Linked DNA regions of Homo sapiens: region 1 is linked to region 2. Evidence: chromatin contacts called from ENCODE Hi-C data. All regions are on one chromosome and are shown on one strand. Each heading gives the region's core, a stretch centred on a gene start or an enhancer-like site at or near the end of the contact. The rest is flanking DNA. Distances are from core to core; before and after follow the strand shown.

Region 1 (3,959 bases), core at 409-2,908, 7.8 Mb after region 2:
CATTCATTCATTCATTTATTATCTGATTTCCTCATCAAACACTTATTGAACACATACCATAGGCGCAGGCCCTGTACTGGGAAACTCATATTATTTTCAGCTATTCTTTCTTCTTTATTATTATTATTATTTTGTAGCAATAATAATTACAAGACTGGGTCTTGCCACACTGCCCAGGCTGGTCTTGAACTCCTAGACTCAAGCAATCCTCCCGCCCCCAGCTACCAAAGTGCTGCGATTATTGCGCCCGGCCTTGTTACTTTTTAAAATATCACTGCTTTATCTCTCTGAACACGTGTGAAAGTGATGGCCTTCTTCCTGTGTCCAGAAAAATACCCCCATCCCTGCACCCCGCCACCATGAGGTATAGGAAAATCTTTGTCCCTTTTCTAGTTTGAAGACAGTGAAGTCCTGCCTCTTTCTTGGACTAAGGACGTACCCCATACCCCTTCAGAATTTTCGAAGGACCAAAGAAAAAGTCTCCCTCCTCCTCGAGAAACAGCAAAAAAGCCCCGCGCCCTCTCACCCGGCGTGACTGTGCAGGTACGCGTGGCCACCAGGTGGCGAGCAAGGCAGGTGATGGGGACGCCGCTGAGCCGGGGGTGGGCGGGGACGGCCGCCAGCAGCACAGAGGACACTGGCCCGGCGCGGATGCCTTCGGGGAGACCCTGGAACTGCAGGGAGGCAGCAGGGGCCCCGCCGGGCCACGAGCAGCGGAAGCGGAGGCTGCGGTCCCCGGGACCCCCTTCAACTGAGCACTGTGGGGCCCCGGGGGGCAGGTCTGCGGAGAGAAGGGAGAGAATGAAGATGGAGTCCCTTTCTCATTTCTTCTCCAGCCCCGCCTCCCCGCGCGGTGACTCCACCCTTCTTCACTAGCCCCACCCCATAGGCGCTCACACTCCCCACTTTTCCTGCGATCCCGTTCCCTTTTCCCATTAACTTCCTCGCTAAGTGGGTAGCCCGCAGCCCTGCTGACTGCCCAACTTTCTTAAGAAAACTGCATCTTCACACAATGATATTTCTCTTCCCAAACGTAACTCAGCCCCTTCCTTTCCAGCTCCACCCACTTCTGCCAGGTTACTTCGCCCCCTCCTGGATTGCACTCCGAGAAGCCTCCCCTTTTCCCAGATATCTCCGCCCTTCCTTGTGGACCCCTTCCCCTTTCTAAGACAATTCTGCCCGCTTTCTAAATGACCTCGCCCCTTTCCCTGGTGACTCCGCCCCCCTTGCCAGGTAACTTCTCCCTTTGCTGATCCCACTTAAGCAAATTAGTTCTTTCCTTTTCTAACTCCCACTCTTTGCCATTTAACTCCGCTTGTCGACTTTGTCGAGTGTTCCATGCCCAGGAATGTCCGCCCTCTCAGTGCTGGGCCGGCCCGTCAGTCCTGGTCATCCCTGCCACTCTATTTGGCTCCTTCCCTTATCCTCTTTCTGGCCCCGCCTCTTATCCTAGGTGTCTCCGCCCCTCCGCGCTGGCCCGCCCCACCACGGGTATCCCAGCTCCTTCTTGGTGACCCGCCCTCCCGCTGGCCCTGCCCCACCCACCGGTATGCTGCTCCTCCTTGCTGGCCCCGCCCCTTTCCTCTAGCCCCGCCCTCGTTCTGGCCCCGCCCCTCTCCCAGGCATTCCCCTACTCCCGCTCCAGCCTCTCACCCGCCACTGTAAGGTTGAGCAGCGAGCGGCGGCGGCGGCCGGTACGCGGGTTCGCCGCCAGGCAGGCGTAGGTGCCTGCGTGGCCCGGTCCGACCGCGGGCAGCAGGAGGCGCGACCCCGCGGGCACCGCGGCCTCGGCCGGGTCCGCCAGGCTCCACGTGATGTCGGCGGGCGGCCGCGAGGCGGCGGCGCAGCGCAAGGTCACGTTACTGCCCGCGGTGACAAAGCGGGCAGGCGCGGCGTCGCGGTCCGAGGAGACCGTGATGGTCGGCGGGTCCGGGCCGTCTGGAGGGAGGAGGGGTCGGGACCGCGAGTGTCAGGGTCACCTGGGACGCCGCTAGGACTCCCGGAGACTGGGTCCCCAGCCCGCTTCTCCCCAAGGACCCCCTGTCCCCGACCCGAGGCATCCCCCACTCACAGAAGACGCTGACGTCGGCGGCAGCCTCCCTGTGGCCGAAGGGGCTGCGGACGCGGCAAGTGTACCGGGCGTGGTCGCTGCGCACAGGGCGCACGATGAGCAGCTGGTCGCCCTCTGAGCGCATCCGGGGCGTCTCGGCTCCCTCCGATTCCGCCGCCTCCAGGGCGCGTCCGTCCCGGCTCCAGCTCAGCTCCCCGCGACCTGGCCCCCACCCCAGGCAGCGCAGCCGGAGCTCGGCCGCCCCCTCCTCTGTCTCTGGAGCCTTGGGCTGAACCGACAGCTGGGGTAGGGGCTCTGGGAGAGGGAGAATGGGCTCAGGACCCACCCAGTCCTGGAGCCCATCTTTGGTCCCCTTAGAGGGAACCCCAGCCGCTGCTCCCTCTAAGCCCCTGGAGTCTCAGCCCCCATCCCTCTCCTCTCATAAACCTATGAGTTTGAGCCCCCAGACACCTCCTCTCCGGGACCCAGGAGTTCGCCAGAAGAGGCTCCTAGCCTCCTCCTCCTCCCTCAGACCTGGGAGTTCAGGCTCCCAGGAGTCTCCATCCCAGGTCCACCTTTGCTCAGACACCCCTGCCTTGACCTCTAGCTCTTTTTCTCCCTTCCTCAACCCAGAAGTCCTCTTCTCCTATCCAGGGACCCCACAGCACCGTGACTTGCCCAAAGCCTGGCAGAGCAGAGCAGCCCCTGCCGCCTGCACGCCGGACGCCAGGGCCCACTTACCATACACACCCACCGTGAACTCGTGAGTCTGCTGGGAGACCCCTGCCCGGATGACCTCAGCCGTGTAGACCCCTGCATCGTCCAGCTGGGCAGAGGCGAGCTCCAGAACCCCCCGGGCCTGGTCAAATCGCAGGTGGTCTCGGTGAGCAGGGTCCAGGCTGATCAGAGGTGCCCCTGGCCCCAGGCCCCCAGCTGCCAGCACCTTTGAGCCCCGGCGCCAGACCACCAGAGAGGTGGGGGGCCCAGGGTTGGGGATTGGGACTAGGGGGAGCCGGATGGTGGTCCCCACCAGCACAGCGAGTGGGCCCCCCACCTGCTGGGGAAAGCTTGCAGCTGAGTGGGTCTCTGCAGAAAATTTGGATTCAGGGCTCTGGGCAGAGAGTTTAAGATCCATATCATCCGGGGAGAATTTTGAATCTGGGGCCTCAACAGACAGTTTGGTATGGGAGACTTGAGTAGAAATGTTTGAAGCTGGGGTCTTAACAGTGAAGGAAGGCTTGGGGTCTTTGGCAGGAACTTGAGGATCCGAAATATCAGGAAATACTTCAGAACCAGGGGTTTCAGAGAAGGGGGAAACCGGGCTCAAATCTTGGCCCTCAGCAGAAACATTTGACCAGAAGGACCCAGACATGTTGGAACTCAGGGCCTCAGGAAACCAGCTGGAATCAGAGATTCCAGCAGAGGCTTTTGAATCCAGGAACTGATCTGGAACTTTCCAGCTGGGAGGTTTGATGGAGGGAACTTCCACACCCAGCCCCTGGGAAGAGCTCTTTGAGTCTGAAGAGAAGGCAGAGGAGAAGTTGGTTTGCTGAAGTCCAGAAGAGGCTCTGAGGGTGAGGATCCCTACCAAGGAGGCTGCAGAGAAGAGAGGAAGGCATTGGGGGAGGCTGCTGAGGGAGACTGACAGGGAAGGGACTGAGCAGGGAACTTACCCAGGAGTAGGAAGAGTGGCAGAGCCTGTGGGTTGTCCATGGTGCTGGCCTCACTGAAAGGACACTGGAGAGAGACCCAGGACTGCACCCATCCCTCCCGGGTCAGACGAGTCCAACAGGACTGGTAGCTTAGCTTCCTGGGAGGGGAAGGGAGCCAGACCCAGAGGGAGGTGCCAAGATCCTCAACCCCAGTGTGGTGGCTGAGCTGCCCACCTCATCCCACTCTCTTCATTAGC
Region 2 (3,883 bases), core at 208-2,707:
ATTATTATTATTTTATTTTTTATATTTTGGGGGTCTCACTCTGGTGCCCAGGCTGGAGTGCAGTGGCACAATCTCAGCTCACTGCAGCCTCCATCTCCTGGGCTCAAGCAATTCTCTCACCTCAGACTCGCCAGTAGCTGGGATTGCAGGTGCACACCACCATACTCAGCTAATCTATAAAATTTTGGTAGAGATGACATCTTACTGTATTGCCCAGGCTGGTCTCAAACTCCTGGGCTCATGCAATACTCCAGCTTCGGCCTCCCAAAGTGATGGGATTACAGGTGTGAACCACCATACCTGGCTATTATTCTTTAAAAAAAATTATTTATTTTAATAAAAATAGAGACAGGGTCTTGATATGTTGCCCAGGCTGGTCTGGAACTCCTGAGCTCAAGCAATCCTCCCATCTCAGGCTCTGAAAGTGCTGGGTTTACAGGCATGAGCCACGGCATCCGGCCAGTTTCCCCTTCTTTAAAGTGGAGTTGATTGGCTTAGACGACCTTCCTGGACACCTTCCAGCCCTGAGCCCACTGGCTGCAGGAGGCAGAGTACGTGGCAATGATTCATTTTGTTCCAGCTGAGGAAACTGGAACCCAGAAAGTAGATGCCACCTGCCCAGGACCACACACTGATTCCTGTGGTCATCCTGGACTTAATCCTTGGGTCTCCTTTCCTCTCTGCTGAGGGGCACAGGGATTATGCTGCCCATTTTCCGAGTAAGGAAGCTGAGGCCCAGCAAAGAAAGTGACTAAACCCACTGCCAGTTGGCTCAGGAGCAGAATCTGGAACCCCGGACTCCAGACTCCTAGTGAGGAGGAGGTGGGGTGGCAGGATCACCTGTAGGACCACAGAGATGGTCTTCTCGCCTGCCTTGGCTGCCCGCCATTTTCGGTAAGTGTCTGCCTTGAGAAGATTTTCTGCACAGTGAGTCTGGAAACAACAGTGGGAGAGGAGAATTAGGGCACAGAGATGACAGCTAGGCCTCCAGCTCTCAGATGATTCCTTTGAGTCCTCCCAAGGCCTCTACGACCCCCAGATTTAAGCTCTCCCGTTAATCCCCCGACACTCTGCCTGGAGTTTCCCCTACAACACTTTCCCGTGGAAGTTCACCTATGGGCTCTCCAAGAAAGCTTCCCTATTCCTCCTTTTCTCTCCGGAAGTTCCCTAGACGCCGGAACGTCCCTAATTCAACATCTCTCCACAATTCACTTTTAGCCTCCTGGAAATCCCCCCATGACTCTCCTTAGACTTCCAAGAGAACCCCAAAAGCTCTTTTAAGAGCTATCCTCATTAATTCCCTCACGTCTTCCAACCTCCCCCATGCAGGTCCCTCACCGAGTCCTGGCTGCTGCAGGACACGACATGGCGGAGGCGGATCTCCGGCATGTCAACGTCGTGGGCTTCGCCTGGCCAGAAGGATGAGGTAGAGTATGGGGTCCGAGGGGCAGGGAGAGTGGGAGGGGGCGGGGTGCGCCCTGCGCTGGCTAAAGTGCGCAAGCGCGCGAGGCTCGGGCCTTTCAAACCCCGGCGCGCCGGCGCCGGCGTCGACACTGCGCAAGCCCAGTCGCGCCTCTCCAGAGCGGGAAGAGCGCTGCGTTCCTTAGCAACGAGCGTTTCCTCCAGCCCCGCCTCCCTCCGCCACACACAACCCCGCTCTAGCCTCGCCTCCCAATGACGTCCGAACCCTGCTTTCTGGGAGCCTAGCAACAGAAGCGACCTCCGGGATTGGTGTCTGGAAGAAATTCGCCTTTCTCATTGCACGATGGAGTTACCGCCCACACTGAAGCCGAGAAAGCAAATCTTTTTGCTGTATTATTATTTATTTTATTTTTTAAAAATTTTTTGTTGAGACAGGGTCTTGCTCTCTCACCCAGGATGGAGTGCAGTGGCACGATCTCGGCTTTCTGCAACCCCTGTCTCCTGGGGCCAAGGGATCCTCCCACTTCAGCCTCCTAAGTAGCTGGGATTACACGCACGCGCCACCACATTCGGCTAATTTTTGTATTTTTTGTGGAGACATGGGGTGAGAGGGCGGCGGGTCTTGCCATGTTGCCCAGACTGGTCTCGAACTCCTCAGCTCAAGCGATCCACCTGCCTCGGCCTCTCAAAGTGCTGGAACTACAGGCGTGAGCGACTGCGCTGGGCTAGGACAGCAAATCTGAGTGAATTTTCGTAGTTTCGTAGGGAACCTGGATTCTACGCAACAGGATCTCTTCAAATGGCTCAGGCGGCTGCACTCTTCTCTCTGTCCCCTTGCCACACACACACACACGCACATATACATACATACGCGCGCGCGCACGCGCGAAAAAAATTAGCAGATCTCTTTCAGCCTTATGCCTGAGGCCAAAAGAGAAGGGTTCTGCGTCCTAAATATAACACAAAGCATGTGCCCAACCCCCACCACACACACACACACACACCCCTATCCTGGAGTTCTTCCACAAAAGCCTCAGTTTCCCAATATGTGGACTGTGGGCATCTGTCTTTTACTACGCCCGCCTATGACTGCCGACAGACATCCCTCTGTTCATTCGGTGCCTTGGAGACCCAAGGGTGCAGCCCTGGGTGGGGTCGCAGCTGGAGACAGCCCAAACACACAAGGAGTGTGAGCCGAGCACATGAAGAGAGGGGAAGGGAGACAAGGCACCCCGCACCCGCAGGACCAGCCTGGACATGCTGGGTGCTCCAAGGTGGGGCCCTACCCACACTGGGTGCTTCCTTGGGAGGAGAGGGGAAGAGAGAGAAGGAGAGGGAATCCCAGTTCTTGCAGCCACTGGGAATCAAGAGGCCCAACTCCGTCTTGGTCTTCAAGCAAACAAACAAACAACAATGGGCCGTGGGAAGGTGAGAAAACAGGGTGGTGACTTTCTGGGTTCTAATAGAAGAGGGGGATGGAAGCCCAGACTCCTGGGGTCTCCATGGAGGTGGGGGGCTGGGCACAAGATGCCCAGGTCACTTTTGGATTCTGGTTCTGCCTTCCCAACCCGGAGGCCACAGAGGACTGCCCTGGGTTCTGACCTCAGCTATTTCTCCCCGTAGGGTGAATGTGGGTCCAGACCCACCCCTCCTCAGCTTCCTATAAAAGCTGGGGACCAGGTACTGCTGATACACACACCATGAGGCTCTCCAGGAGACCAGAGACCTTTCTGCTGGCCTTTGTGTTGCTCTGCACCCTCCTGGGTCTTGGTAAGTGACAAGGGACCTGAACTGTCTCTGGGACCTCAGGAAGAGAGAGGTCCCAGATTGAGAGAGAGAGAGATATAGAGAGAGAAAGAGCCTTCAGCAAGTCCTCAAGGTGAACGGGGAGGCATTCTGGAAATTCAGATTCATGGAAGAGGCCAAGGGTAAAGGAAGAGAAAGCCTGGGGGTCCCAGAGAAGAAAAGCTCCTGTGATTGGATCCCTGAGAGAGGGGCTTGGTGGGCTCTGAATCCTCCATCCTCCAGGAAGGATCCCAAACACATCTCAATTCTAGGAAATCAGATGAGAGCATGGCTGGAAAGGGAAATCTTTAAAAATATAATTAAAAAAAAAAAAAGAGGGAGAAGGCCAGGTGCGGTGGCTCATGCCTGTAACCCCAGCACTTTAAGAGGCCGAGGCAGGTGGATCACTTGAGGTCAGGAGTTCAAGACCAGCCTGGCCAACATGGTGAAACCCCGTCTTTACTAAAAATACAAAAAAAGTTAGCTGAGCTTGGTGGTGGGCGCCTGTAATCCTAGCTACTTGGGAGGCTGAGGTGAGAGGATTGCTTGAAACTGGGAGGCAAAGGTTGCAGTGAGCCAAGATCGTGCCACTGCACTCCCCAGCCTGGGTGACAGAGCAAAACTCCATCTCAAAAAAAATACATTAATATCATATGATATATTTTTTTAAAAGAGG

The links. A loop is a pair of places that touch in the nucleus more often than their neighbours do. Pooled maps may share reads with other maps.
Region 1: a pooled map shows a loop between it and region 2 (8-fold over the local background). The contact joins the promoter of VSIG10L-AS1 here to the promoter of XRCC1 in region 2. A Hi-C loop is called at or near these places in 2 of 50 pooled maps.

The regions. Positions count from the first base shown.
Region 1 is chr19:51,338,362-51,342,320 of GRCh38, forward strand. VSIG10L-AS1 (VSIG10L antisense RNA 1) reads left to right here and starts at 1,659. Exons shown (of 5, transcript NR_186316.1): 1 at 1,659-2,356; 2 at 2,705-2,813; 3 at 3,489-3,624. VSIG10L (V-set and immunoglobulin domain containing 10 like) reads right to left here and starts at 3,778. Exons shown (of 10, transcript NM_001163922.3): 1 at 3,724-3,778; 2 at 2,792-3,646; 3 at 2,072-2,365; 4 at 1,654-1,938; 5 at 527-781. The coding sequence starts at 3,763. RefSeq lists silencers at 553-892, 1,543-1,812.
Region 2 is chr19:43,574,070-43,577,952 of GRCh38, forward strand. XRCC1 (X-ray repair cross complementing 1) reads right to left here and starts at 1,458. Exons shown (of 17, transcript NM_006297.3): 1 at 1,339-1,458; 2 at 841-933. The coding sequence starts at 1,389. PINLYP (phospholipase A2 inhibitor and LY6/PLAUR domain containing) reads left to right here and starts at 1,732. Exons shown (of 6, transcript NM_001193621.3): 1 at 1,732-2,850; 2 at 3,046-3,192. The coding sequence starts at 3,123. RefSeq lists a silencer at 1,412-1,571 and enhancers at 1,672-1,831, 1,832-2,358, 2,359-2,884.